Regions from separate parts of the Homo sapiens genome. Here region 2 is linked to region 1. The links are chromatin loops, found by intact Hi-C in ENCODE. Cell type or tissue: CD4-positive, alpha-beta T cell. All regions are shown on one strand. Links, peaks and the distances in the headings refer to the core of each region. The heading gives the core; the rest is flanking DNA. Region 1 overlaps FIRRM (FIGNL1 interacting regulator of recombination and mitosis). Region 2 overlaps SLC19A2 (solute carrier family 19 member 2).

Evidence for each region. A loop is a pair of places that touch in the nucleus more often than their neighbours do. Peaks named below come from ENCODE experiments on the same cell type or tissue, not always from the same donor. Only the 100,000 strongest peaks of a DNase experiment are listed, where the experiment ranks them.
Region 2: it touches region 1 in a loop (12-fold over the local background); 12 of 110 quality-filtered maps call a loop at or near these places.

What each region holds. Positions count from the first base shown.
Region 1 is chr1:169,799,565-169,815,743 of GRCh38, forward strand. It overlaps FIRRM (FIGNL1 interacting regulator of recombination and mitosis), which reads left to right. Exons shown (of 25, transcript NM_001320047.2): 4 at 1,319-1,407; 5 at 3,057-3,161; 6 at 3,605-3,745; 7 at 4,511-4,676; 8 at 6,440-6,524; 9 at 8,227-8,365. The coding sequence starts at 1,342. Among named protein-coding and RNA genes, the nearest start is that of FIRRM, 13 kb to the left of the region's middle. In CD4-positive, alpha-beta T cell, for the core only: CTCF peaks have their summits at 10,304 and 10,514; a DNase peak (open chromatin) is centred at 10,247.
Region 2 is chr1:169,457,273-169,473,451 of GRCh38, forward strand. SLC19A2 (solute carrier family 19 member 2) reads right to left here. Exons shown (of 6, transcript NM_006996.3): 3 at 12,692-12,914; 4 at 11,372-11,564; 5 at 10,839-10,980; 6 at 6,637-8,705. The coding sequence ends at 8,577. It also overlaps a transcript of CCDC181 not described here. Among named protein-coding and RNA genes, the nearest start is that of SLC19A2, 21 kb to the right of the region's middle. In CD4-positive, alpha-beta T cell, for the core only: a CTCF peak has its summit at 9,188 (motif pointing right); a DNase peak (open chromatin) is centred at 9,179.

The sequences.
Region 1 (16,179 bases), core at 5,340-13,339:
TGTTTTTGTTGGAGTCTCGTTTTGTCACCCAGGTTGGAGTGCAGTGGCGTGATCTTTGCTCACTGCAACCTCCACCTTCCAGGTTCAGGTGATTCTCCTGCCTCAGTCTCCCAAGTAGCTGGGATTACAGGCATGCTTCACCACGCCTGGCTAATTTTTGTATTTTTAGTAGAGATGGGGTTTCACCATGTTGGCCAGGCTGGTCTCAAAACTCCTGAGCTCAAGTGATCCTCCTGCCTTGGCCTCCATAAGTGCTGGGATTACAGGCGTGAGCCGCTGAGCCTGGCCCCAGAGTTTGTTTTGTTTTGTTTTCAAGACAAGATCTCACTCTATTGCCCAGGCTGGAGAGCAGTAGTGCGATCATAGCTCACTGCAGCCTGAACTCCTGGGTTCAAGCTATTCTCCTGCCTCCATCTTCTAAAGTGCTGTGATTACAGGTCTGAGCCATGATGCTTGGCCTGTGTTTTTGTTTGTTTGTTTTGGGGGACAGGGTCTTGCTTTGTCACCAAAACTGGAGTGTAGTGGTGCGAACATAGCTAGCTCACTGCAGCCTCCATCTCCCACGCTCAAGCAATCCTCTCACCTCAGCCTTCCAAGTAGCTGAGACCGCAGGTGCGTGCTACCATGCGTGGCTAATTTTCTATTTATATATTTATTTTTTGGTAGACATGAGGTCTTGTCATGTTTCCCAGGTGGTCTTTAACTCCTGGGCTCAGACAGTCCTCCCGCCTCAGCCACCCAAAGTGTTGGGATTACAGGCGTGAGCCACCATGCGTGGCATAATTTTTTTTAAGTAAATTATTTTTTTATCTTGAGTATAGAAGTGATTCATGTTCATTGTGGAAAATATGAAACATATAGAAAAACAGAAAAGATTACAAAACATCTAATCTGAAATGGTTAAGATTTTGATGAGAACAGTCTCATCTCATTTCCGTATATTCCTGCCAGCCTATCCATCATTCTTCGTACATGTTTATCTACATTAAAATTGGTGTTATATTTTGGAAACTTTTTGTTTAACTACATTGTGAACATTTTTCATGTTTTAAAATGTCATTTTAATGATGGCAGATCCTATTCAATAGATGTACACACACCTATTTAACTGGTCCACAATTGTTGGATATGTAGGTCGTTTCCTTTCTCTCTTTTTTTTTTTTTTTGGCTACTACTTAATAGTTTCTCTGTATAGAATGTGGTATTTTGAAAGTGTATCAAGCTTTAGATTGGTAGTATTCTTGCATTTAATAAAGGGCAGTGGCCTTTGTTGACTGACATGACAATATTTTTATAAAATTTGTTATTTGCTTTACAGAAATTTTGAAAATTATTGTAGAAATGTTTTTACCTCATATGAACCACCTGACATTGGAACAGACTTTCTTTTCACAAGTGTTACCAAAGGTATAATACTATTACCTGAAAATACATGTTATAAGGAATCTAGCCTCAGTCTTAGATGATTTATTATTAATTATGGCTCTCTTTTTCTAATATATCAAATATATTCAAAATAAAAATAAGGAGTAAGTAGATCTCATGTGAGACTATAATGGTGTTAGTGTGATCATTAGGCAGTTAAAAACTGTTACAGGCTGGGCACGGTGGCTCATGCCTGTAATCCCAGCTCTCTGAGAGGCTGAGGTGGGCAGATCATCTGAGGTCAGGAGTTCGAGACCACCCATGGTCAACATGATGAAACCTCGTCTCTACTAAAAGTACAAAAAATTAGCTGGACATGGTGGCAGGTGCCTGTAATCCCAGCTACTTGGGAGACTGAGACAGGAGAATTGCTTGAGCCTGGGAGGCGGAGGTTGCATTGAGTCAAGATCGTGCCATTGCACTCCAGCCTGGGCAATAAGAGCGATGCTCCGTCTCAAAAAAAAAAAAAAAAAAAAAAGAACTTATATTTTCAGATTGTGTGGTTCCTTTACTAACTGAATTTAAATTATTTGTAGTCAATTTTAAATGCTCTTGTATTTTAAAGCCACTGTACTCCAGCCTGGGTGACAGAGTGAAACCCTTAATTCAAAAAAAAAAAAAAAAAAAAGAAAAGCTGGAATATTGGCAAAATCAAGTAACTAAGAGAAAACATTAAATTCACAGAATACATTATTACATTTTAGATATATATGGTATATGTTTTCTCTGAAAAGCACAAGCATACCTTTTTTGTTTTAAATGGAGGGAACTAAAGATACTTTGGTGCCAAAATGAAACATTATTTGTAATTAATCTCTTATTGAAATGGGTTTCTAACTTTAGCTTTGAATCGTAATCTTTCAAATTTCTTGTACTCATAGTCACTTGATGATTCTCTATCTGAAATATTTCTTAGAATTTGTTCTTGACCACCAGAAAAAGATTCAACTGTTACATAGATGAAAATGGATGTTGAGTGTTAACAGGCCTATGGGAAACAGTATTTTCTTTAGCTACATTGTATTGTTGACTGTGTTGCTATTCTTATAATGTTTAGGTCATTTAAATTGTTAGAAAGATCCAAGTATTAAGATCTAGGGTGGCTAACTTTTCACAGACAAAAAGCTTGTTTGTAAGGTCATTTACTATACCCTTAATTCAGGAAGGTTAGCTTGAATTGGGTCAAAAGGAAACTGGTTAGAAAATAAGTGAGTAGTGAATAGGCGATTCAGTGCAAATTCCTTCCAGAAAATACCCTTGTAAATGACTGTATGAATGTGGATTCTTCAAGACAGTCAAATTTATTGTGCGAAAGTAATACTTTTATTTTTTGCATCTCTAAAACATGAACTTTGAGTGATTTTTTAAAAAAATTGATGCTATTAAATAGATTCAAACCATAGAAATGGAAAATAAATTTCTGTTTGGGGCTTTTGGGGGGATTATGTTGTAAAAATACCTTTTCTCTGTATTTTGTGCTTAATTAGGTACAATTGTTAAGCTAGATGATAGCCTGTGGATGTTACTAGTGCAAAATCAAATTATCGTATTGTGTTTTCTCTGTAAAGTTTTGTCTTGTCTTTTCTAGTGATTTCTCTTATTCCTGTTTATTACTTGATTTGTTTTTACAGACTGTGAAATTATTCGATGACATGATGTATGAATTAACCAGTCAAGCCAGAGGACTGTCAAGCCAAAATTTGGAAATCCAGACCACTCTAAGGAATATTTTACAAGTAAGTCAAATGTATTAGAAAGCAGGAGAGAGAGGGAGCTTAAAGAATGTCAAAATTTTTATACTGATACTGATTAGCTATGTATTCTTATGTAATGGCCTAATGTTGGAATTAAATTTATAGAATTAAAGACGTGAATATAGAAACATGAATTCTGAATAATAAACTCTTATAAGAAGAGAAGTCATCAAGCTAGCTGACCCTACCTGTATTTTCAAGGATATGTGTGGAACACCTGCCATGTGTTTTGAAGTTTGTGTTAGTATTCTAAATGGCTAGACAGTTGTTCCAGTATTTGTAGTTCTGATAGACTAAAGTTCTGTGAAAAGAGGAAGAGACTGTGTTTTGTTCATTGCTGTATTTGTAGCACCCAGCATGCTGACTAATACCTTTTCAGTGCACAAAAAATATATTCTAAGTGAAATTTCCTTCCTTATTCACAGACAATGGTGCAGCTCTTAGGAGCTCTCACAGGATGTGTTCAGCATATCTGTGCCACACAGGAATCCATCATTTTGGAAAATATTCAGAGTCTCCCCTCCTCAGTCCTTCATATAATTAAAAGCACATTTGTGCATTGTAAGGTGAGTAAAGGTCTAATTATACTTTGAATGGTATATAATCAATGTGCATAGGGGCTGAGTAAAATAATGTTTGTATAAGATTTTACATTTTAGTCTATATTATTGAAATAAACTTTTCCATAGAATAAAGAACATGTAAGTAAATAATTGTTGCAAAAAAAGTGGTTTTAAGGAAGTCATTAAAAGTGGCTTTTTGGGGTTTTTTAGTTTTATCTTATTTCCCCTCTATAAAGAAAGAAGTTTTAAGAATTTGTGTTGAGACAGACACAGGGATCCTGAAATAGTTATGTCATGTTGCATTGACCAATATTCAATTACCATTATGATTAGATGTCAGAACTTCCTTTTATAAAGGAAAGTTAATCCTTATTTAGTCCATCTCTACATGCCAGAGGTAGCCTTGAGGCACAAAAGCTTGCCTAGAATTTATGGGTCACAGACAGTTTTAATATTGCTATTTGTTGGGCGAATGAAAATCACTAGTTAATTAATACCTCTCTTTGCTGATAGGATGCTAAAAATGTCACGCACCTGGCCTAATGTTACCCTTTTTTAGTTCTGTATTTGCAAGATCATGGAAGTCAGAAATAATATTTTATACATGCTTGCATCTCTTGAAGCACACTATATTTAATGGATGTTCACTAAACAATGAATGAATATGTGATTCAGTAAATTTATGATCTCTAATAGTATGAATTAAAGTAAATTTGGCTCTTGAGCTTTGATTTGTTTTTTCTCTCATTTTTATTTATCCGTAATCAGAATAGTGAATCTGTGTATTCTGGGTGTTTACACCTAGTTTCAGACCTTCTCCAGGCTCTTTTCAAGGAGGCCTATTCTCTTCAAAAGCAGTTAATGGAACTGCTGGACATGGTTTGCATGGACCCTTTAGTAGATGACAATGATGATATTTTGAATATGGTAATAGGTGAGTGAAGAAAACTTTCTGCTTAGTATATGGTGACTATAAATCATGTATCAATTAAAATTGTCTCTAATGATTCATGTTATTTTCTTACTAATTATGCATTAAAATTGATTTAAATCTTACCAAATAAATTTTTAATCTTGAAATTTGGAATTTGTAAAATTTATTTTGGGTACCTTAACCTAGATTTGCGTATTTAGTTACTGTAATTTCTCCACAATGATTAACTTATATAACTTTATAATCTCTGAGGTTGTCCATATTCAGAGACAATAACTTTCACATTTTTTTAACCATAACTGATATTGAGATGCAGTTTATATTTCCTTCCAGAATACATATAAATACGTGCATATGTGTATGTAAATATGTCTATTCTCATATACATATTATAATGAAATAACTCATTTTACATGTGATGCACTTTATACTAGTTTATTTTTATTTTATTTTATTTTTTTGAGACAGAGTCTCACTGTGTAGCCCAGGCTGGAGTGCAGTGGCACAATCTCGGCTCACTGCAACCTCGCCTCCCGGACTCAAGCGATTCTCCTGCCTCAGCCTCATGAGTAGCTGGGATTATAGGCGTCCGCCACCACACCTGGCTAATTTTTGTATTTTTAGTAGAGACAGGGTTTCACCGTGTTGGCCAGGCTGGTCTTGAACTCCTGACCTCAGGTAATCCACCTGCCTCAGCCTCCCAAAGTGCTGGGATTACAGGCATGAGCCACCGTGCCCAGCCAATACTAGTTTATTTTTAAAGAATTGCTGGTCGTAACACACTTCATTGATTTTATCACTCATTAATGGATTATGAACAAGAGTTTGAAAAACAATATAAAGGCAAAGTTTGCATTCAAAACTTTGGTATAAAGAGAGTAAGTTGGTTTTGTGCAGTGTATCAGGCACCTGTTGCTCTGCAACACACCACCTCAAAATCTATTTATTCACTATTTATTTATTCATGATTCTGTGAGTCTGCAGTTTAGGGTGGGATGTCCTGAGACAACTTTCTCTGATCCACCTGGGGCACTAGCTCACCCATGTGACTTCAGTGACTTCATTCACATCTGGCTGTTGGCAGAGGCAGAAGTACTTGAGAAAGCCATGTGCATCATCCAGCAGGTTCACCCTATCTCAGATACCTGATGCCAGTGGTTTCAGGGTTTCTAAGAGTAGCAAAAGTGTGAGCAGGTCGCTGTGTGCTAGCACTTTTCAAGTTTCTGCTTGCCTTAATTTTATTATTGTCCCCCGGGCCACAGCAGGTCATAGCGTTTAGCCCAGAGTCATTGTAGAAAAGTGTGGATTCACAAAGGGCAGTCATTGTGGCCATTTTTATAAATAATCTACCACAGACTGAGTAAAAGCCTTGCATGAATACCATGGATATTAATTTGAATTCTTCCTTTTTAGATTTTCTTTCCTTAGCAATTTGTTTTGTCATTTTGGATTAGAATTATATCTGTAGAATATTTCAGTTATAATAGGGTACAACTTTTATTCCACTGAACATCTTTAGTTTTATTTAGGTCATCTGGTAGGTATAAACTTCAGAAGTTAATATTCAATATTTATAAAAACCATTAACAAGTGTGACACTTAAATAGTTTAAATAATTCTTTTGACACAACTGTTTCCAAGTTGTGTTACGTATTTTAATTCAATCAAATGTTGAAATTGTTCAGTAGATAGTTTTAATTATAGGAGAAACTCACCCCCATGACATTTGGATGTCTTAAAAGTTCTGTTATCTTTCTTTGCAGTTATTCATTCTTTATTGGATATCTGCTCTGTTATTTCCAGTATGGACCATGCATTTCATGCCAATACTTGGAAGTTTATAATTAAGTAAGTTTGTTTGTTATTTTTTACTTTTTAGAAAATGTTTTCCATATTCCCCAATCTTAATTATTCATGATTCTTTAGATTGCATTTAAAACATTTTGTGTGAATTTAATGTTCACTGACACTGCTGTCTGATAATCCAGATATTCTACATGTAGCTCTCAAGCCAAATTGGACTTCTTTACCCTGTGGCCTCTAAAATTAAAAAAAATGTTCTTCCTAGTTAGCTAGTACTTCAGAAATAATGGGCCATGGGCCAGACTAGAACTTAACCACTTTTCTTCTGCTACTGTTGTTTAACCAGCTATCAAGTATCCTATTTCTAGGATTAGATAAATTGATAACTATAATTAAAACTGAATATAATCTTTTCATTAGGTACTTTTAAGTTGTTCACACTTAATTCCATTTGTACAGTAATTTTAACTTTCTGAAACTGAAGCATTTTAAAGGGTCACCAGGGATAGTGCCTGTAGCATTCATCAGATTCTTAGGGGTGAGAGGAGATGTGGTTGAGATGTAAAAATGGTTAAGAATATCTACTTTATACACATACATAAAACATTAAAGGTCAGTGTATTTTCAGGTCTTAGGTACTTTTCTTGTACTACCAGGACATTAAGTTGCCATTCAGTGGTTAAGAGTGTTGCCTGGGAGCTGTATCACATGTGCTTAAATCCATTCTTGAAATCATTTACTCCTTCTGAGCCCTTGGGCTATTTGGTTAATTTCTCTGAACGTTAGTTTGCTCATCTGAAAATGGAAATAATAATAGCAACTTCTTGACAGGGTTATAGTGAGAATTGAGTTCATCACTGTGAAATGCTTAGAAATGTGCATGACACATAGTTAATACTCAAGGAATTAGCCACATCACTATCATCATCACTGATTATCTTCCACTCTTACCCTCTTCCAGTTCATTTTCTGCCCAGCAGAATGATCTTTTAAAAAGTAAATCAGATCATGTTACTCTATTGCTTGAAGTCTATCCCATTTGATTAAGAATAACAACCTAATCCTCTGTGGATGCTGCCTCCTTCACCAGCCTGTCTCATGCTGCTCTCCCTACTCTTAGTTCCTCAAACATACCAAACTCTCCTGTCCCAGAGTCTTTTCGTGGTTTTTCCATCTGCCTAGGATGCTTCTCTCTCCTATTTTGTGTACCTTGCTAACTCCTGCTTACTGTCTTTCAGTTCTCAGCTTAAGAGTTATATCTTCATGATAACATTCTTTGATATCCTTACCCTAAGATTAAGTTAGATTGATATCCTTACCCTAAGAATAAGTTAGATTAGGTCTCTCTATTGTAGCACCTTAGACTCTGTCATTTGACAAATCACAGCCCTAATTAATTATTCTTAAAATTATTTAACATTCTCTCTCATGCTAGACCACAAGTTTCATGCAGGTAAGGCGGAGATTGTGTCCATTTGTTTGACCCCTTTGTCTCCAGGGCCTGGTAGAATGCCTCATACATAGTAAGAATTCAATTAATATTTTACACAGAGAAAAAATTAGCAACTTATTTAAACAAATATAACTGCTTCAGAGGTAAACTGGGCACATCTTAGTTATATTATGTGATATATGATGCTTTTTGATTGTTTTTTTAAATGTTCTACAAGGTAGATATTGTTAGAGGTCCTAAGTTACTTGATGTGTTACTTGTGGTGATTGTATTCTTTTCTTTTTATTCATTTAGGCAGAGCCTTAAGCACCAGTCCATAATAAAAAGCCAGTTGAAACACAAAGATATAATTACTAGCTTGTGTGAAGACATTCTTTTCTCCTTCCATTCTTGTTTACAGTTAGCTGAGCAGATGACACAGTCAGATGCACAGGTAAAATTTGGGCTAATAGCATTTTAAACAGCAACTCTTATTTTCTTTGGCAGTTAGTAAATCTCATTTGAATGTCTGGGTCAGTCTATTTAAGAGGATTTTAATTTATTTCATTTGGGTGTTTTTTTTTGATCTGTGGGATTATTTATATCCCATAATTACTTTTCACCCAGAGCATTGTATTAGATTCCTAACTGCTGTCATTGCCTCTGGGGTCTGCCTGGCTCCCTCTTTGCTTGGTAACTGGTTGGTCACAGCATTCTTCTCAGAATCCTTTCATTCTTTTCTGCATGAGAACAAAAATTCTTTTGTTCATATTTGTATAAGATCTGATATAGCTGCAATCAATCTTGCATTTTTTCTTCACCAACGCATTGCGACCTTTAGGGATACAAGTATGTTTGTGCATGTATATGTATGTATCAGTCTTTTAAATTTGATATAGTCATACATTTGTTTTTATTTTGAAAAGTTAGAGTGTTGAATTGGTATCCCATTTATGAAACATTATATTCTAAAAATTTGTAGTACGATTATTGGGAATTATAACTCATTTTCCTGTAACACTGTTATACATAGTACCTTTTGCTTTCAGACTAGCCCTCAATTTTATTTAACTATAGTAGTCCTAAATTATAAGATTAATAGTACTCAGGACCTAACAGTTATATGTCATTTGTTTTTTTTTTTTTTGAGATGGCGTCTCACTCTGTCACCCAAGCTGGAGTGCAGTGGTATGACCTTGGCTCACTGCAGCCTCTGCCTCACGGGTTCAAGGGATCGTTCTGCCTTAGCCTCCTGAGTAGCTGGGATTATAGGCGCCTGCCACCACGCCTGGCTAATTTTTTTAGTAGAGACGGGGTTTCGCCATGTTGGCCAGGCTGGTCTCGAACTCCTGACCTCAGGTGGTCCACCCGCCTTGGCCTCCCAAAGTGCTGGGATTACAGGTGTGAGCCACCGCGCCCAGCCTATATGTAATAATTTTAATGGGACCATGAATTGAATATTTCTTCCTTGAATAGCAATGACATAGCCCCTTCTATTGTACATCTGCAAGCTGATACAGGGAATTCCTTTGTACCTGCGCTCTTCCCTGCCAGTCAGCTATGGGGGTGAAAGTGTAGGGGTTCATCCAAGTCCTAAAACTGGTAGCAACTCCTAGGGCAGGGCTGATCTGGAAGGACAGACCCTAGGGGAGGGTGGAACTTTAAAAAGAAGTTCTGAAGGTAGTAAGAAGGAAATGAGGAGTAGTGTTAGGAAGGGGCTAACTTTTTTCTTCTTGCTTCTCTTCTTTATCTCACCTGCCCCTCCCCTTGTATCCCTTCTTCCTTTTTCCCTTTCCTTTTTTGTCCTCACTTCATTCGTGCATCCTTTCTGATTCCTCTTACCTTGCTAAAAGGAGAAGTTTGTTTGGGTATCCTATATCAATGGCAGGAAGGTTGTTTTCTTCTTTACCTTTATCCTATAGATTCATATTCTCAACACCAACCTCCTCCTTTTTCAGTTTCCTTCTTGCTTCTCTTGACACCACAGAGTTTGCAGCTAGTACTTGGAGAGGAAAATTAAACAGAGATACTTGGACCAAGAGTAAGATGAAGAAAGTCTAAACAACAGTATAGTCTATAGTGGCAAGAGAGAGTATGGGGGCTGCTTAGCCAGGGTGGCTGTACATAAAGTATATCTTCAGTTTATATAAACTGCTTATAGATGGAAATCAGAAAATTTAAATTCTCTTAACTGTCCAAGAAAATTCTCATTTTTTCAAATTTGGGACTGATAAATGTGACCAGTTCTGCTTACTGTCCATTGCCTGAAATGGAGCTTTGAGGTGGACTGTATAATTTCTTCAATCTTAACTCCAAATTCTGATCAGCGACGCCCTCTGCTGTTCACTATTAATATTTATTTACCAATCAAAGTAAAGTATTGAAGTTTTCCTGGCAGTTTTCACTTTGTGTTTTAGTCCATTTAGGCTGCTATAACAAAATCCCTTAAACTGGGTAAGGGATTATAAATATTAGAAATTTATCTCTCACAGTTCTGGAAGCTGGGAAGCCCAATATCAAGGCACCAGTAGATTTGGTGTCTAACGAGGGTGTGCCGTCTGCTTCAAAAATGGCCCCTTGTTGCTGCATCCTCACTTAGTGCAAGGGGCAAGACAGCTCCCTTCAACCTCTTTTATAAGGGCACTTATGTCATTCATGAGGGCAGAGCCCTCATGACTTAATCACTTCCCCAAAGGCCCCACCTCTTAATAGTATCACATTGGGTGTTAGGTGTCTGGGAGGACACCAATCTTCAAGCCATATCATCTCACTTGGAAAAAAGTCAAAATAAAACCAGTAGATTTAATTAATATTACACTATTTATAGAAGCATGTGATGTATCATTCCTTGTATTAATTTCCTGGGGTTGCCGTAACAAGTTACCACAAACTAGGTGGCTTAAAACAATAGAATTTTATTCTCTCACATTTCTAGAGGCAGAAGTTCACAGTGTGTCAATAGGGCCATGTTCTCTGGAAGGCTTTAGGGGAGAATATATTTCATATCTTTCTCTTAGCTTCTCGGTGTCACTGGCAATCCTTAGCTTACTTTGGCTTTCTGTGTCTTCACATCATCTTTTTATAAGAACACCAGTGATAGTGATTAAGGGCATACCTTACTTTAATATGACCTCATCTTAACTAATTATGTCTTCAATAACCCTATTTCCAAATAAGGCCACATTCTGAAGTATTGGGAGTTAGAACTTAAAGCTTTTTGGGAGGGACACAGTTCAACCCATAACAACCCCTAAAATCGATATTTATTCTCAATTAAGTCTTGAAATTGGTTTCAAAAAGAGAATATTCTATTAGAGTTTTTAATGTATAGTTTTAACATATAGTTCTTTAGCCCCCAATTTTTTTTTTTTTTTTTTTTTTTTTTTTTTTTTTTTGAGACGGAGTCTCGCTCTGTCGCCCAGGCCGGACTGCGGACTGCAGTGGCGCAATCTCGGCTCACTGCAAGCTCCGCTTCCCGGGTTCACGCCATTCCCCTGCCTCAGCCTCCCGAGTAGCTGGGACTACAGGCGCCTGCCACCGCGCCCGGCTAATTTTTTTGTATTTTTAGTAGAGACGGGGTTTCACCTTGTTAGCCAGGATGGTCTCGATCTCCTGACCTCATGATCCACCCGCCTCGGCCTCCCAAAGTGCTGGGATTACAGGCGTGAGCCACCGCGCCCGGCCTGCCCCCAATTATTTAGTTTTTCTATAAACAGGGAAATTTATTTGTGTGGCCCTTAGAACTAATTTAATTTCCACTCTAATTCCTACTTATGTTTATATAATGCTTTTAGAAATTTGTATTATTCAGAAAATAAACATATACTATTGTATCTGTTGCCTACACTTAGATTTTATTGCCTGCTATATTTAAATTTTATTAGTATTTTAATTGTTTTATTAAAGAAAGAATGTGCCTGTAATCTCAGCACTTTTGAGAGGCCAAGGCAGAAGGATTGCTTGAGCCCAGGAGTTTGAGACCAGACTGAGCAACACAGGGAGACCCCCATCTCTACAAAAAATAAAAAAATTCTCCAGGCCTCATGGCACATACCTGTAGTTCTAGTTACTTGGGAGACTGGGGTGGGAGGATGCATTGAGCCCAGGAGATTGAGGCTGCAGTGAGCCATGATCAGGCCACTGTACTCCAGCTTGGACAACAGAGTGAGAGCTTGTCTAGATAGATAGATAGATAGATAATCTAAATAGATAATAGACAGATTATCTAAATAGATAATAGACAGATTATCTAAATAGATAATAGACAGATTATCTAAATAGATAATAGACAGATTATCTAAATAGATAATAGACAGATTATCTAAATAGATAATAGACAGATTATCTATCTAAATAGATAATAGATTATCTAAATAGATAATAGATAGATAGATTAGATAGATAGATAGATAGATAGAGCTTGGACAACAGAGTGAGAGCCTGTCTAGATAGATAGAAACAAAGAAAGAAAGAAAGAATGGTGCTCATATTTTAAAGCATTGAAAAATGGTCTTCCTTGCTTATATTACCCACACCTTCTTTGTTGGCATTAAGATGCAAACTTTGTTTTAAACAGTTGAGTAAATCAAAGATGGGACTGTTAAGTTATTTGTGTTATTTACCTGCTTTTTGAAAATGTAAAAATAAAACTCTAGGTTTAATTAGTAGTATGCTATTTAGTAATGAAGTAAAGCTAGAGGCTTCGAACAAATCTTGTGTAATTTCCTCTTGAATGAGAGAGAAAATTTAAAGTAAGCAAACAAATAAGTTGTGTGTCACCACTCATTCAGTCATTTAACAAGTATTTCCAGAGTACTTATTCTGTGCCAGGAAATGTTGTAGGTGCCCTCAACAACTTAGAGTCTAGCCTGAGACACAAGTAAGTAGGTAATTATTATAGAATGGTATGATCTTTGGAGGACTGGGTATTGGCTGGCTCATGGGAGTACAAGATAGGTACCCAGTGATGAAGTCAGGAAAGGTTTCTTATGGTGATATGATGACGTCTATGCTGATTATAAGGTCAGTGTAGAATAAACTTTGTGCTTTTAAATTTGCATAGCACTGTATTAGAGAGTTCATCTTCAAAATAATCGAAAAGGCTGAGTGTGGTGACCCATGGCTGTAATCCCAGCACTTTGGGAGGCCGAGGTGGGCAGATTGCTTGAGCTAGGAGTTCGAGACCAGGCTGGCCAACATGGTGAAACCCCGTCTCTACTAAAAATACAAAAATTAGCCAGGAGTGATGGTGCGCACCTGTAATGCCAGCTACTTGGGAGGCTGAGGCAGGAGGATCACTTGAACCCAGGAGGTGGAGGTTGAAGTAAGCCGAGGTCATGCCACTGCACTCCAGCCTGGGCAACAGAGTGAGACTCCATCTCAAAAAAAAAAAAAATGATCAAAGAAAGGTGAATTTTCATCTACCCTATTTCTGCTGAGGAAAATGGACTATTTTCAAATATTTTTAATAAGGGTCAAAATGAGGGATCATATTCCATTAGCGAACCATCCAACTCTGTTTTGATTTGGTTTAATGAAGATTTTGCTATATTGGAAAAGAAACATAGCCAATCAACATATAAGTTAAGATATGTTATTTTCATATGAAATAATTCACAAATTAAAGACAGTAATTTATTTGACTTAATTTTATGGCACTATTTAAAGCTGTTTGGATTATAGTGTGTATTATAAACTTGGGTGGTGGAACAACCAATATTTATTGAGCTAAGTTGCTTAAACGTCAGACACTGTTTAAATCTCACAATAATCCTGTATTAGCCTCATTATAGATGAGAAAACTGGGCCACAGAAAGGTTTAATAACTTTCCCCAGATCATATAGTAGTTGTAGTAGGACCAGGACTTAAATCCAGGCAGATGAATCTATAGCCCTCCCTGCATATTATTGGCACTACCCACTGTTTTATCAATTTACAAATGTAATACGTAATCAGAAAACTCACACATATTACACAAGTATCTAACATGGAAGGTTAAATCCTATTTTCGTCTACTAGAAAGAATCACAGGAAAGGTTTTGATTTATTTTGGGGGTGGTTTAACACATTTAAAAATAATGATAGGATTGTGTTATCATTAGAGTCAATAGACAAATCTCTGAAAACAGAACGTTTTATTTGGGAGGAAGTAATTGCACTTTGGAGCATTCATGCAGACCAATTGTTCGGTATGTCCACAGAAAAAGGAGAAGGTTAGCGGTCTTATAAAAAAGGAGACATATTACATATAGCTCTTCAAGAAAGTCCATTGGCACTAGATTTGGGGAGCTGTCAAGCTCTGATTGGTGAGTGATGGCAGTGGGTAACACTGGTCTTAGAGTTGCACTAGTTTCTTTCAGTAGCCCTTAGATAAAACTGGTTTCCGGTTACAGCAGGCAGTTTCAGCAGCCAGGCCTACAGAGAATTACATTTTGGGAGAAATGTTTTGTGCCCTGAGTGCTTTTCCCCTAGGCCTGTTGACTCTGTTTTAGTTGGGTATGACAAGAATGACTCAATTTTTGTAATTAATTTTACATTATACAAGTTGTTTACAATTTGATTTTTTACTTAACAGTTTATCCTTAGGGCTTTCTGTGTCCATGAAGATATATGTACCTGATTCTTATGTGATTATACTATAAATTTATAGTTGACCCTTGAACAATGCAGGTCTGAACTGCACAGGTCAACTTATGCAGACTTTTTTAAATTGTCATTTATTACCATAAAATAATACAAATCTATTATCAAAGGTTAAAATTTATCAAAACTTAGCACACAGAGACCATACATGGTACCATGCAGTTGAGAGAAATGTAAACAAAGGTAAATATGCAGTATTAAATCATAACTGCATAAAATTAACTGTGGTACATATTGTAGTACTATTAGGTTGTGCCAAAGTAATTGCAGTTTTTGCCATTATTTTCTATATATTCAGTATACAATAATTTCATAGCCACTTCCTGTTGCTGTTACTGTGAAAAGTGTTGCAAGGCCATGTGATACTAACCATCCCCACGTGAGCAGTTTGTCTCTCCAGTAAGTAAATTGCTTTTCTCAGTAAAAAGTTATTGCTTGAGGTGCCTCCATATTTTTTCATCATCTTTAATGCAATATGGAAACCCATAAGAAGTGCCACTAGTGATCCTGGAAGTGCTCCCGAGAATTCCTTGATACATATTGTAAATTGAGGTCTGCAACTGCAATTACCTGCCATTTCAGATAGATGATTCTTCTTGTAAATAGACAGTGTTAATACATATACAAAATATGTTAATCAGCTCTTTTTATTAGTAAGGCTTATAGTCAGTGGTAGGCTATTAGTAGTTAAGTTTTGGGAGACTCAAAAGTTATCCTCGGATTTTAGACCACATGGGGGTTGGCACCCCTAGACCCCATGTTGTTCAAAGGTCAACTGTATTTAGGTGTTCTCCACATGATGCACACTTGGTACATTTCAGTTTTCACTATATAAAAAAAGTTTTGTTTTTTTTTTTGTAAAGCGAAAGCAAGTTTATTAAGAAAGTAAAGGAATAAGGCCAGGCGCGGTGGCTCACGCCTGTAATCCCAGCACTTTGGGAGGCAGAGGTGGGTAGATCATGAGGTCAGGAGTTGGAGACCAGCCTGGCCAACGTGGTAAAACCCCATCTCTACTAAAAATACAAAAATTAGCTGGGCACAGTGGTGGGTGCCTGTAATCCCAGCTACTCCGGAGGCTGAGGCAGGAGAATCTCTTGAACCCAGGAGGTGGAGGTTGCAGTGAGCCGAGATCGCGCCACTGCACTCCAGCCTGGGTGACAGAGCAAGACTCTGTCTCAAAAAAAAAAAAAAGAAAAGAATAAAGAATGGTTACTCCATAGGTGGAGCAACCCCTAAGTCTCCTGGTTGGCCACTTTTATGGCCATTTCCTGATTTATATGCTAAACAAGGGGTAGATTATTCCCTTTCTGGGAAAGGGGTGGGCAATTCCCAGAACTAAGGGTTTCTCCCCTTTGTAGATCATATAGGGTAACTTCTGGTTGTTGCCAGGGTATTTGTAAACTGTGATGGAACTGATGGGAGTATCTTTTATCATGCTAATGCATTATAATTAGTGTATAGTGAGCAGTGAGGACAACCAGAAGTCACTTTTGTCACCATCTTAGATTTGGTGGGTTTTGGCCAGCTTCTCTACTGCATGCTGTTTTATCAGCAAGGTCTTTGTGACCTGTCTTGTGCTGACCTCCTATCTCATCCTGTGACTTAGGATGCCTAACCTGGAAATG
Region 2 (16,179 bases), core at 5,500-13,499, 340 kb before region 1:
TGTTTTTCGTCAGTTTTGCTAAATTCTCATTCTTAACATAGAATATTGCTTCTCCTCCATTCTATCTATTCATTCCTTCTGAGGCTATAAGATCTTCTCATTCTGTTCACCTTATATCTTAACCTCTTCTTATATTTTTTAATCTCCTATCTCATTGCTACATACAGTAAGTCCTCACTTAACATCATTAACAGGTTCTTGGAAACTGCAACTTTAAGAAAAATGATGTACTGTATAATCAAACCAATTTTACCATAGGCTAATTGATACAAACAAGAGTTAAGTTCCTATAGCATACAGTATATCATTTCACTTAAAGATGCGGTTTCTAAGAACCTATCCATGACATAGAGGAATTACTATACTAGGTAATTTCTTCAGTTTTACTTTCCACTTCACTAATTTTATCTTTAACTGTATTTAATCTGCTGTTTAACCTAGCCATTGAGCTTTTTAAAGTGTTTTAGTGCTAAATTTAATAAATATACAAAAAAGAACATAAATATGTAATTATATAGCAAATATACATGTACAATATTCCAAGTCAACAACACAAGTACCATAGAAATCTGTGTGCCCCTTCTTAAGTATACCTTTCTTCATCTTTCTAGAAATAAACATTTGCTAGACTTTTATGATAATTGTTTTATATTTTTGTCACCTATATATAAATATTTAGACAATAGTTTGAACAAATTGTATTGATAGATTCTTTTGTGTCTTAGTTCTTTTGTGTCTTTCTGTTTTATTTAAGATTGACTAAAATTATTGCTTGTGGTTCTGGCTTATTCATTTTCATTCCTGTATAGTCATATTTTAAGTACTCACTAGTCACAAGTGTCTAGTGGCTACCATATTGAAAAGTGCTGCTCCAACCAAAGGCTGGGGCAAAAGTAATTTTTGTTTTTTTTTTTTTGTTTTGTTTTTTTTGCCATTTAAAAGTATGGCCAAAATCGCAATTACTTTTGCACCAACCTATAAATATAAATAGGAGGTGAATTGCTCGGTCATAGGAAATGCATATATTTGACTTTAAAGGATAATGCCAAAATGTTATTCAAAGGGATTGTACCAATTTACATTCCCACCAGCAATTTATGAGATCTTATCCATGGAATTTTAACTTCAACATTTCTGTTTTTTTAAATGTTTACCAGTTTCTTATAAATGATATAAATGAACAATTTGATAAAAAGGCACACAGGGGAAATCTAGAAGGGTCCTGAGTGCAGGAGCTTCTGTCCCCATGGAGTTGGGGTAGGCACTCTACTGGCACAGAGATGTGTTCACCAATTTGGAAGCTTCCCAACATTTCTATTTTTAAATTCTAAAATATCTCTTTAGGTTCTTTTTCAAGTCAGTCTTGTCATATTGTTACTTTCTTGGTACTTGCTCATTTCTGTGATTTCATCTTTTGTATCTAAATTTTATACATATTTATTTTATACTGTATATCTCTTATAATTCCAATATCTGAAATCATTAGACTCTTAATCTGTTTGTTGTTCTGCTGACTCTTACTTGCAGTTGCTTATTTATTTATGTCTTTGGTGATTTTTAATAGTCTTTAATTTTTAATAATTAATTTCTAATAGTAAATATTTTACATATTTATTTGATCTGAGAGTAATAGTCCACCAAACGTCCTATTAACTTCTTATACTCTACTGTGGTTTCTTGGGGGTTGTAAGAGGATAAAAATCATGCATATGGGATTGCAGTTGACAAATATTAAAATAATTATTCATTCTCGTTTGTACAGCAGTGAGTAAAAAATAAAATAAAATAAAAAGGGCAATAATTATTTATTATGCTTTTTTATTTCTCCAAATTTCCTACCATAAACACATAATGCTTTTAAAACTATGAAATAATAAAATAATCATGGAACCAGAATATTTGCCAAACACAAAATCAAGTAGCAAAATTTTATTTGCATTATGAAATAGGATTTTAGGTCACTTCCTAAGAGGCTAGTTATTCAAAATTAAGGTGTCCCCTTCTTTGTGCTTTCCTATTCCACACTGTGGATAACTCTATCAATGCAGAGGCTTAAGAGGAAATGATTTCTCGAGATGATTTTTGAAATATTGCTTCTGATAGAAGCTAGAATTTCTACCCATCTGGGAGCACCTTAGCCCCGGTCCAGAATCCCTGGCTCAATGCTGGAATCCCTTCATCATTAGACATAACCATGTCTTGTTATTAAAATGGATATAGAGACATGACTTACGGGTAAGCATATTTAGGTATGGTATTTATACCTAAGGAAAGGAGCCCAAAATGCAGAGAAAATAGCAGGGTGAGGAGCACAGAATAAAAAAGAAAAAACTATAACTGGGAGTTAATTACAAGGGTTGGAGATAAAAACAGACCTTGAGGCCTATTGTTGGTTACTTGGATAATTTCCCACTATGGCTATTCTCTGGGATACGGCCTTTTACTTAGTCAAGCATAAGACACAAGCAAGAATTTCCAGGTAGCTGTTTTCTCCAAGTGCTCGATCCTAGAGATTAGTACTGACCTAGAATTTAAGGTCCATCTTTGTCAACCCTCCCAGAACATCAGAAGTCTTCCATGGTTTTTGGCATCCTGTGGGGAATAATGGTCAAGTTACGCAGTTTGAAATTAGGAAAAAAAAAAAAAAAAAAAAAAAAGGAGGAGGCGGAGGGGAAGCAGGAGCAGATAGAACTATATCAAACAGATGAGCAAACTTAGAGGTTTTAAATATTTAAATATTAAATAGTTTTTGTTAACATTTCAGCATTTGGGACAGCACTTGGGCCTGTGATTCCTCTGAAAGACTTTTCTGGAGGGTAAGATTTTCCTTTGGAAAGGGTTGTTACCCCCTTTTATTTACTTATTTTAAAGGAAGACAATTCGATAATAAACTATTTCAGTGGGTGATTTGTAGCGGTCAGTACCGTTTACTGAAGACGTTTAAAACGTCACAGACCGCAGCCAACGCCCTTCCCAATACCTGATGTGTGAATTTCCTTCATCTTGTGGTTTGGCGTGGGTTTTGGAGGAGGAGTTTCAGAAAACGGTCAACATCGGCACAGTTAGGGCTTTATAAACAGGCTATCCAGAGTTCGACTCCTCCTCCTGCACTGGCTAGTCTTGAGAGCCTCTTCCCGGGAAAAACTCGGGTGGAAAGACCATCCGAGGGGAGTGAGCCGCAGAATCACGTAGGGGCTGCAGCGCCCGCCGCCGGCTAGCCGGTAATGCGCAGGCACAGGGAGGGGCGCACGCGGAGAAGGGGTAGGTACGGCGGGCTTGCAGCAGGCAAGGCAACCTGCTTCCAGTCTTCAGCCGCACACCCAGAAGGAGGGAGTCGCTGGCCGGGAGATCGGGCTCCAGGTTTTCTGTCTCACTCCACGCGCACAAATTGGACCCCAAGACACCTCACTCCGTTGCCACTTACCCACCCATCGTGGGACATACTCAGCACACCCATCTGACGGCTGCTCTTGCCCTGCCTGGCATTGTTTTCTGAGCTCTGCTTTCTGAGCAAGGCCTACTCCCCCAACCCTTCCCCACTGCGGTTAATATCTTACAAACTTGACAGTGGAACTGGGGCCAAAGTGACCATTAATTTGCCGGGTAGGGTGGGAATCAGAATCCTGGTTTATCCGCTTCATAGATGTGTAATCTTGGCAGGTTATTTAAACTTTCTAAGCTACTTTTTGAAACGTAAACACACATTGTAGAATGTTAATTTAGCAACCTCAGATCAGTCCTGTTTTCGTTTTTTCCACTGCCTTAAGTCATAAAAGGGCTTCCTTACCTACTACACCCAGCCAATTGCAATGGCAATCCAGCTAGCAATTTTAGGTAGTATCTTCCCATACAATTCATCATATCCATCTTTGCCAGATTAAATTTCTTAAAAATAAGCTTAGTCATTACTCCCCATCCCCATCTCCAGTTAATAATCATTACAAAATGACTCACGCTGTCTTCCCAACTCTATCTCATCCTACTCTTCTACACATATTCCTTGTTGACTGTACCCATCTCCTGCACTTTCTGGCATTCATATCTTCACTTGTGGCCCTTTCTCCACTACACAGTTCCCCTTTCCACATTTCTGTTAAAATCCTACCCATCCTGCATGGTCAACTTAAATGCCATCTTCAGGAAGCCACTCCTGATTTTCCCAGTGTCCTCATTCTCTCTTCCAGACCGAAGCCTTTTGTTATGATACCTATCTTGTATTGCAGTTGTGTACCTCTGTTATCCTTTCTACTTATCTTTTCCAATTATACATCTTAGGGTCCTTGAGGGAAAGAACCACGACTTTTTCATCTCTGTATCCTCACAGGTGCTTTCCAAAATATGAACTAAAAATAAGGGGAGGATTTAGAAAGCTTCTGATCATTTTCATTTCGATTGAAACATTCAAAGTTTCTTTTGAGAGTGCAATGTTGAAATTGGTAGCTACAAATTAGTTGTAAATGGAGAGCAAGGGGAAGGAAACTCATTTCTTAAATCCCTGCTCAGTACTTGCAATGTGACAGGTGCTTTCACTTATGTTTGCTCATTTCTTCACAATTCTGTGAGGTATCATACCATTTACAGATGAGAAAACTGAGGCTCAATAGAGTGACTCTGCTAACGTATCACAGCTTTGAGTGGCAAACCTAACATTTTGAACCCCCTTCTGTAGTATTACTTACTGAAAAAAGTAGAGGAACTAGTATTTCTACAAGGTCCTTTTCAAGAATCAAAGGAGATGATGTTAATAAATGCCCTTCCTAAAGTATGTTAAATATAAGGTATTAATTATGGGGAATATGACATAATAGGTAAAACAAATAGATATCATACCATTTCTATCATTTAAGCACAACAGTACCTTGAATAAGGCATCCAGTGGACTAGAGATCAACAGGCATTTTAATCTTAATATTTTACACTGATGTGCTTTTTTTTTTCTGAGACAGTCTCTCTATCCCACGCAGGAGTGCAGTGGTATGATATCAGCACACTGCAACCTCCGCCTCCCAGGTTCAAGCGATTCAGCCTCCCAAATAGCTGGGCTAATTTTTGTATTTTTTCTAGAGACGGGGTTTTGCCTTGTTGGCCAGGCTGATCTCGATCTCCCGCCCTCAGGTGACCCACCCGCCTTGGCCTCCCAAAGTGCTGAGATTCCGTGAGCCACCGCAGTCTGATGTGCTTTTTAAAAATGACAACTCCAATTTTGTAGGCTGCATTTAAAAATACAGTAAGAATAAGGCTGGGCAAGGTGGCTCATGCCTGTAATCCCAATAATTTGGGAGACAAAGGTAGGAGGATCGCTTGAGGTCAGGAGTTCAAGACCAGCCTGGACAACATAGTGAGACCCCATCTCTACAAAATAACAATTCACTGGGTGTGTTGGTACCCGCCTGTGATTTCCAGCTACTTAGGAGGCTGAGGCAGGAAGACTGCTTGAGCCCAGGAGTTCAAGGCTGCAGTGAGCTGTGGTTGTGCCACTGTACTCCAGCCTAGGAACACTGACTCTTTAAAATAAAAATTTAAAAAGATGAGCATTTAACTATTGTATTGGCAGGTGGCTGAGTCCATCACATACCATTTATATAATTAAATGTTCACATGACACCAGAATCTGTTTTGCAACAAAAAACAAAAATAAGACATGGTCCCTGGTCTGAAGGCTTCCAATCTGAAAGGTAATAAGACACAGGCAATGAAACTATAGGGCTATAAAACTATATTTAAAAAAATTTTTGGCCGGGCGCAGTGGCTCATGCCTGTAATCCCAGCACTTTGGGAGGCCGAGGCGGGCGGATCACGAGGTCAGGAGATCGAGACCATCCTGGCTAACACCGTGAAACCCCATCTCTACTAAAAATACAAAACATTAGCCGGGCGTGGTGGCAGGTGCCTGTAGTCCCAGCTACTCGGGAAGCTGAGGCAGGAGAATGGCGTGAACCCAGGAGGCAGAGTTTGCAGTGAGCCGAGATTGCCACTGCACTGCAGCCTGGGCAACAGTGCAAGACTGTCTCAAAAAAAAAAAATTTATTTTTGCATGAAAAATTTCCAGGACTTTGGTGATAAGCAGCGAAATCAATGCCTTAAGTAGATTTTGAAATGGTATATTAAAAAATGGTACTCATTTGGATACTGTAAGAAAATACTGATTAGGTTTCTGGGATATAATGGACAAATGATTCTCAACTCATGGCAAGAAGATTCCTCCCTGGGTATCAGAATAATTTGAGGTGGAACAAAGAGGCTATGAAGTTTCAGAACAAGGTGGTATTTTCTGCTCTTGCTTTAATTTCCTTTATTGTAAAAATTCAGTTAACATCAAAGAGAGTGTCTTTTTTTTTTTTTAAGGAAGAATGCTTTAAAAAGAGATAAGAGCAGTGCCAACATGAAAACCAAAAAAAAAAAAAAAAACAGTGCAACGGGGTGCCAAAAAAAAGGGGGAAAACATCTGAAATAAGGGGGAAGAGTCAAAGGTAAAAATCACAAAGCAATGGAATAATTAAAAAGATAACAAAAGGTTAACTAGGCAAGTTAGACCAGGGGAAGACTTAATATGAAATTTGTCCTAGGATAAATTATTAAAATATTTAAAGATATAATCTAAAGCTCCTACTGAAATAGAAGATAAATTTAAAACAATTTTGATTAAAAAGAGAAAATATACTGTAAAATATTTATTTAATAAAAATAATTTTATAATCTATACAGAATTGAATAAAAAGTACAACAAATTATTTTCACTTATTTACAAAACTGCATACAGTACAACTTGCACATTGAGTTCAGCATTCTATAAATATGGCCACATACCAAGATGTGAACATATTCTTGTCTTATATAAGAAAAGGCTCAGGTTGTATGCCACAAACTTTGAATTAAATTCCAGGGAAATATTGCTTTGGTAACATGAACAATTTGTACCACATTCCATTAAAAAAAGATTTAATAAAATCCCTCAAACAGCACTTTTCTACTTGTTTCGGAGTACACAATTCCCAAATTAGCACAAACAAAACAAAGCAAAAAAAGAAAAACAGACAGAATGTAAAATGAAGGTTGCTACTTTTATGATATCACTTCCCTTTCCCTTCCTTAGCTAGTGTTCTTTTCCTTTCCCTTAATAGTAAAGGATGGTGAATAGAAAATGACCTATTCTTATCCCCATCCATTTGCTTCTAGGATTCCTGCTTAAACCAAATGAGTATGTCGACTTTGCAATCTTGACACACTATTATTAACACTGTTCAGCTGTGTCATTCTAAAAAAGTTAATACCCCAGTTAAAAGCACCTATCTAGATTCTTTTCAAGATAAGGCAACAAAGTCAGCTTTAAAATAGTTTTCATGTCTGACATATACTAGCAGCCCCTTGGTAGACTGATTTCAGAATTAAATGCATATAGAACATTTTTTCAAGTAACTTGGTAATGAAATCACTAGCAATTTTAAGCAAATATTCAAGATGATCTACCTTTAGAAACAAAGGCAGATTTAAGGTAAAAAAATGCAGGAATCACATCTATCCTAGTTCCTGTCCCATTGAAATAATTGAAAAGAGGCTCAGTTTATGAAAAAGGCCTTGGACTAATGCAATTCCTATTGACATCTTTACTTGGATAAGAAAAACAAATTAATATAAAAACTATAAATAGGGATGAAATTATTAAAAAAAGATTTTTCATTTTATTTTGGAAATAAAAGGGAATACAAATACAAATGGCCTAGTTACATCTTTAGCCTATATATGAACTTTTAATCTTGGAATTAATAGTCCTTCATATTGAAGATTTAAAGACAAGCAAGCGTACCTTAAGCTTTCTTAAGTCTCTTCATTTAGCAGGCTTCAAAACTTGCCTTATTTTCTAACTAAATGAGCTTCTCTGGGAAGCATATGAATAATGCAAAAACGTACTTCTAAACAAATTTTACAGAAATAAATAATCGTCACAATGGGAACCAAGAACATTCATATGATGAATTTTTTTAAAATAACTTAAAATTAGAAATGATACGTACACCTTAAAATACAGAACACTAAACCAGAACAAATATTGCCAGTGATAGAATAACTATGTAGAAAGACCAATGTACATGAGTAACACAGAAATAAGAATTAAATTGAATAGAGGCAGATGCTGTTAGAACATATTTCCATCCATCATGACTTGCAACATTTTGTGGCCTCTGTGGAGCCCTGGTCCCACCAGGCCAAGCATCTGGCTAAGTAGATACAGACATATGTGACCTATAAAACACCAAACTCACTTGCTAATGAAGTATACAACACCATGTGCTGCTTTGATTGCTCTTGACTGGTTTTTAAAATCAAGTTCACTTTTGAATCAGAAAAAAAGTCATCCTTAAATTAGCTCTCATAAATAATCCATGAAATAAACTTTACTTCTGGCTCCTCTGAATAGTATCATGTTATTCCCGGAACACAAGGTATTAGTCAAGTGGCTGCTGTGAAGTCAAGAAATGCACATTCATAAATATATGTCTACGCTTTAAAAAATCAAACACATCCAGGCAGTTGCTGTGCAGAGTTCTTGCTATAAGAAGAAGCCCTTCAGCAGTATATTATGAAGTGGTTACTTGAGAACTTGATTGTGGATCTTCCAGCTTTCTACATTTCTTCATAACACTGACTGCACCACTGGCCAGGAAAACCACAGCGATGAGTGCAAAATAACTGGCATAGATCAAAAACTAGAAGGGGGAAAAGCAGTTTATTGAATTATCAATGACAAGAGGATTACTCTATAATAAAGTATATTCAGAATTTGTCCATAAAGCCTCAAAAAATATTGCATACTTACACCACGTGCCAGACCCTGAAGACACAAAGCAGCATCACAGCACGGTGGTACTAAATAAAGCCTGACTGCCTGAGTGTGAATCCTGACTTCATCCCTTACAAGCTGCGTGAACTTGATTGAGATACTTCATCTCTGAGCCCTTCTTCACTTACAAAATGGAATTCATAGTAGTTCTCACTTTACAGCGATGTTGGTACCCATCAGTGAGATCATAAATGCTTATTAGCACAATGCTAATGCTGTTAGTATTACTTTTATTGTTGTTGCTGTTATTGTTATAATTCAGTCCTGGTCTCTGCCTTCAAGCTGATAGGTGGGTACAAATAGGCCAAATTCTGAAGATCAAGAACTTCTCTATTTTTCCCCAGAAGAGGGCAGCGGCAGGTCAACTATATTCCATTACAGGATTACTTAATGTAAGAATTCTTCCCTAAGACAATTTTTTTTTTTTAAGTTCTGGGGTACATGTGCAGAATGTGCAGATTTGTTATATAGGTATACGTGTGCCATGGTGGTTTGCTGCACCTATCAACCCATCATCTAGGTTTTAAGCCCTGCATACATTAGGTATTTGTCCTAATGCTCTCCCTTCCCTTGCCTCCCACCCCCCAACAGGCCCCAATGTGTGTTGTTCCCCTCCCTGTGTCCATGTGTTCTCATTGTCCAACACCGACTTATGAGTGAGAACATGCAGTGTTTGGTTTTCTGTTCCTGTGTTAGTTTGCGGCGGATGATGCCCTAAGCGAAATTTTAATGTGACTATATGGTTTATTAACATCATCATCATCATCATCTTCTTAAAATAACATACTAAATACTTACAAACTGGTTCAAAAGTACAATGAGAGTATGGCCTTAAATCACTGAGCCAGTTTCTTTCAATGTTGGCTACACTTCTGCAGGAAGCCATTAATCAATCATGGCAGTTAGGGTTTCAGCACCACCCATAAAATCCTATTATTCCACGTGTTTAAATCCACCATTTCTATAAGAATCTGCTGACAAATTTCCACTTCCAATGACAGCCATGTTTCCCTCAACTGTAATAGTCCTGGGAACTCTCCCTTATACAGGGAGGATGGCAAGCACTTAAGTTTCTCTCCTACTTTCCATCCTGAAATAAGTTTTGGGGTTAGATGTTGGTTTAACTCTAAGCTCTGGAACACTACTAGTGATGGTATGGACAAGTCACTTAACATCTCTCAGACTCATCTTCTTCATGTCTAATACAGCAACCCTACAAATCCTATATAAAGCACTTGACACGTAGAGGCACTCAATGCACATTGTCTATTATTACTATTTCTCTCTTAGATCGCTTCAGTAAAAACAAAGTTAATTACGGCTAATATGTTGGGAAGAAATCATTTGGGTTGGGATGGGGGTGGGAGTAAATACTTCTTGATTCATTCAGTTGCCCATTTTACCAAAGTACAAAACAAGATATACTTAAAACTCACAATGCATGAAGGCATATACAACTATACAATTCCTGAACGTAAAAAGTATTCACATTGTTGTTGGGTGTTGGTGCAAGTTTCTCAATAGTCATAAGTTACAAATCATAATGTTGTTCATCAGCAGCAAGGCATTACCGTGGTATTTGGGTGAGGGGTGTTTTAAATAAAGAAGGGAGGAGACTTAAAGAGTTGTGAGATGAAGCAGGGAATCTCAAACATGGGATACAGTATTCCAAGCATAGATTTAAGTATAGAGGGAAATAATGGATGAGGAAGCAGAAGGTCTTGGTCTGTAAGGAATCAATATTACCTCTCAGCTGAAACAGCCCCATTGGGCTGATGAGTTACACTCGGGAATGTTCTAAGACCTGACAATCCCAACACCCTCCCAGGAGAAAAGAACTAAGGATAGGGGAGAAGATGTTGAATGAAGGAAGGAGGGTATGCTTTTACTTTACATCTGTTCCCTATTGTTTGGATTTGTTTTCATTAAGCATACATATACTTCTGTCACCCTGATCAAGTCACACATACTACCTTCGATGCCAAAGGAGAGATCTTACCTGAGTGGTAATTTCTAATCCAAGGCCACTGGCATCTACCACAATTAGAGTGAGCAGCGTCTGCAGTGCCAGGGCAATGAAGGTATTTACACCAAATACTAGGGCATAGCGTTCCATGCTGAGGTTTGCAGCAATTTGAAAACTTAAAAAAAAATAAAAGAGTGAATAAATAAGAATTACTTCTGGAGTACTTATAATATTTATTCTAAATAAAAGTAAACATTTATCTTTAAACATGAAGAGTCCTTCTTTCTACTGTCAATTGCCTTTCCAACCAAATGAAAACATTCTGCAACTAAATGATATAAATCTCATGCAAACATCTGAAAACAGTAGGAACATACAAACATGGGAATAAACAAAACTTGCCTAAATGCTTCCTCAGGAGAAAAACTGATAATGCACATATAATACAATGCTTCCTCCCATTTGCCTCATTTAACTAGAAACTTGAATATTTTGGTTTGTAAAGAAACCAAAAAATTTATCCTGTTACAATTTTTCCTAAGGCTTCTATGAGCCAAAATACATACGTTGCTATCGTGATGAGTAACATGTAGATGATTCTGAAGACAACATAGGATGCATAGCACACCCAAATGTTACCCACAGTGTCCATGATATACACTGCAGCAGCAATCAGGAGAGAAAAGAGAGATAATGTCATTTCTCCCCAAGTTGACCAGGATATTTTTATATAACCAACTGCAAACACAGCAACAGCACCTACAGAACAAACAAAAAAAATCCAATTATTTTGCTACACAAATGCTGTTGCAATAAATTAAAAACTCAGCTTAGATTATTAAATTTTAAAATCTGCAAACTTATAAACAGAATAGCTCAAGATTATGGAGGGCCTTGAAACTCACACAGAAATTTCTGAACTTGATGGAATCAATAAAATGGAGCCACTGAGATGACAGACTGAATTAGGAGAGGTGGCAATGAGATGAAAATGCAGGACAAAGACACAGGGACATTGCTAAGGAAAAAAAATGCTGCAGCTGAAGCAGAGGCAAGAGTCAAAAAGAACCATAGCTTCTAATTTGGCATCATGGCAGGATGAGTCATCTCTCCTTCAAACCAAGGAGCAGTCTAGAACATGGCAAAAGGGCTTCTCTGCCTTTTGGTAAAACAGTGATGATGATAAGGATAGCTAAAATCTATGAAGTGTTTTCTGAGGGCCAAGACAGATAATAAGTGTTTACAGAAATCATATAACACCATCCAACAACCTCAGGAGGTAGGTCAACAAATTAGAAATGAACAATAGAGTAAGATGGTCAAATACACAGGCTCTGAAGCCATCCTGCCTGAGTTCAAGTCTTGACTTTACTACTTACCATCCATATGACCTTGAGCAAGTTATTAACCTACCAGTCCCAAGTTTCCATTGCAAAATGGGGATAAATTCTACCTATCTCAGGAATTTTGTGAGGATTGAGTTAATGTATATAATGTCCATAGAACAGTACCTAGCACATATTAACATTCAACAAATATTAGATACTATTGTTATAAACTATTATATATTGCCATTCAAAATTTCACATCAAGTGACAAAACTACCCAGTAAATACAGAGATAATGGAAACTTGGATAAACAATCTTGAAAATTATTATATTAGGTTTACTCAAAGCTTATAAAAAAATTCCAGTTTGTTAGTCATAGTCCTGCTCCACTTGAGTACTTCTAAGTTGTCCTCCTAAATTGTAAAATCTAGCTCAAAATAATCATTTTTTGAGGCTATTTCAAATTTGGGAGGGGTGAATAAATCTGATTATGGCTGGCTTAACTACCAGAGGAATCCCTCCCCCACCACGACCCTCTATTATCCTGCATTGCTTACCCAGTAAGGTTGAAACGGCCTCCACGCCACCATTATAGATAGCAGCATAGCGAGAAGGCATCACTTTCTCCCACAGGCCCTGTGTGTAGTTCACAACTTGAAAATAGCCACAGGTAGAGAGGGCCCACCACACAGACCAGCAGAGAAGAGGGCGAGAGGAGTAGCACATCAGGAAATCATTCCATAGTACTTTCAATACAAGGAGACGGTCTGGCTTGGGTTCCTACATAGCAAAAGGGAACAATGCTCAAACTCTGATGAAGGCAATTATATAGAAAGCAATTTACAGGCCCAATTACTTACCTAACAGACTTTTTTCCTTGTGAAAACTAACTGCTTACTTCATAAACTTATTAACAAATACATTTATCCCCTCTGGCGAAAAATATGTTCTCATAGGATTTTTGCTTTAAATGCACTATAGCATTAACACAGCTGTATGTAATCAACCCAGCAAAAGATGTACTGTTTACAAAATGAAGATGATGAAAAGAGACCGCAGGCTTCAGCCAATGGGAGTCTGTAATCTACATCTCCCATAAACTGGCAAACAACATAACAAGAATAATAATAAGCAACAGACTAGCAACCCTAATAAATCACTATTCAGTTAAGGCCTCCTATCGTTATAATTGACAGACTGATCCAACAGTTAAGATAGAAATATTGGAAAGAAGTAGACCAAAATATTAGCAGTTCTCTCTAGGTGGTGGGTTCTTAGTGATTTAAATTTTCTTCCTTAAACTTTTTATATTACTTAATATTTAAACAATGAGAAATAGTATTATAATAAAGTAATAAATAAAGCTACTGGGCTTATAATTGAGTGAAGCAAGACATTACTGAGCTACGCACTATCCCAAGAAGTCAATATGAGATGTCAGACACTCTGTGAGATATCTCTGATTTCAACTGTATGAAAGGACTAATCTACCAAAGGTTACTGTAATCCCTGGGCCTTGCTCAGAACATGGGAAGGCCGGGTGTAGTGACTCATGTCTATAATCTCAGCACTTTGGGAGGCCAAGACAGAAGGATTGCTTGAGCCCAGGAGTTCAAGACCAGCCTGGGCAAGAAAGTGAGATCCTATCTCTACCAAAAAAAAAAAAAACCCACAGAAAATTTTACTTTTGTGGCTAACATGGAAAGGCAAAATGAGAGCCATGGAAAGATGAGTACAATATACCACTGAGTAAAATAACAGCAAGTTACAAGACTACATGTAGATCACAATTTCATTTACTATAAAATGTATACGTACATATGTATATAGGAAAAGAGATGTTTGAAAAGAAGTTCACTAATCTTTGGGTGGTAGTAGTTCAGGTGATTTTTTATTTTTTATATAGCTTTCTGTAACATTTAATTTAAAAAAATAAGTAGATGCCAGGCACAGTGGCTCACACCTGGAATCATCACACTTCAGGAGGCCGTGGCAGGAGAAATGCTTGAACCCAGAAGTTCAAGATCAAGCTGGGCAACATAGTAAGATCCCGTCTCCACACACACACACACACACACACACACACACACACACACACACACAATTTAATTAGCTGGGTGTGGTGGTGTACACATGTAGTCCCTGCTACTCAGGAGACTGAGGTGGGAGGATCACTTGAACCTAGAAGATCAAGGCTGCAGTGATCCGTGATCACGCCACTGCACTCCAGCCTGGGCGACAGAGACAGACTCTGTCTCAAAAAACAAACGTGTGTGTGTGTGTGTGTGTGTGTATATATACACACACACCATATATATCATTTTTATAAAATTAATAGATATTTTCTCCTCTTATATACAGTAACAGTGACCATCAACATTAGTTAAATAAAGGCCATTTTCTCCCTCAGAGGCTAGAAAACCTCACTGGACTGAGAATCCGAGTTTCATCGTTGTTTTACCTTCTCATACCATCCCAAAGCAACCCCAGTGTGGTGCTTCCTTCTTTGTGCTGTTTAGCCCAGAGGGGGATATCCTTCAAGTACCATTACTACAGCCCCTTTCCAAAATTCAGGGAGGAGTACTGAGGTTAATCAAAATAACTCAGAGAAAGAAGTACCGACACTTGAAAATTCTACTTGATGAATTTGCATAAGATAACCACCTAGAAGTACAACATACTGCTGTTACAAGATTGATTTCTTGGCACTGTGTATGAGAGCAAACCTTGTGAATTTAAACAAATCACAAGACAATTGTTAATCATATATAATGTGAATTTGCTAAGAGTGAGTGAATGGTACCAAGCACATTTTCATAAGTCTTTATTCAAGGTCCACCAGTTTTATTGAACTACATCAGAATTTTACTATTTAGCTTCAGTTGCTTAACCAATATAACTTGGAAAACAACTGGGATATCTAAAACTTTCAAGGATGCTGGAAGGATTATAAGAAAAGAAAGTATATTCCTGGAAGAATGGAACTATTAAAAGGATTCACAAGTTTCTATTAGAAATCCTACCATAAACTGATAAGAAAGCCTTACTTTTCTCATCTAGAAAATGAAAATGATAACAATAAAACCTATCCACAAAAGATTATACAGAGTTACACTAGATAATGTATATATTTATTATAGAGGGGCTCAATTAGTGTTATTTTTATTGCATAGCTTAAAAAGTCATGGCATACATAAAATAATGCCCAGTATAATGCATTTGAGAACTTTAGATCTATTACATAATAATGAATTCCACACACAGAGGTTAATAACTACTCAATCTATTATCTGGCCATGCCAAAAAGAAAAGATGGCAGGTCCTGTTTATAAAATCAGCACCTCGTGCTATAATCTGCAGGCTTCCTTCTATGCTGTTTTCTAGGCTTCAAATGTTAAGCTTATATGAATCACACTTTATAAAGTAGCATTTGACATATTACCTTTTATGTTTCTTGTTAAATTACATCTACAAACAAAGGTTTATTTCTATTACATCAAAACTCTGAGCTGCTCATAGTTAATCATGCATGCTCTAATTTAATAAGTGGCCTTCACTGTGTTCCATGGAGCTTTAAGAGTTTCATGTGGGATGAATAACAGGCTCAAGTATGTAAAATTATCAGACCTGCATTCCTGTTTCAATCAGAAAGGCTCAATTTTTATTTACTTATCATAACGGGCATCTAGTTTCAGATTTCATTTGAACATAAGATTTTGACGCTGTTTTATAAATTTAAAAATCTTTAACAATTACTTCCCTCTATCAGGGAATGGAAGTTTCTACTGTAGTGGTGGTTTTTGAGTCAACTAGATATGGGTGGAAATTTTATTTATTTATTTATTTTTTTGAGACAGAGTCTCTGTTGCCCAGGCTAGAGTACAGTGGCACTATCTCAGCCCACTGCAACCTCTGCCTCCCGGGTTAAAGCAACTCTCCTGCCTCAGCCTCCCAAGTAGCTGGGATTACAGGCATGCACCACCACGCCCAGCTAGTTTTTGTATTTTTTTTTTTTTTTTAGCAGACATCGTGTTTCACTATGTTG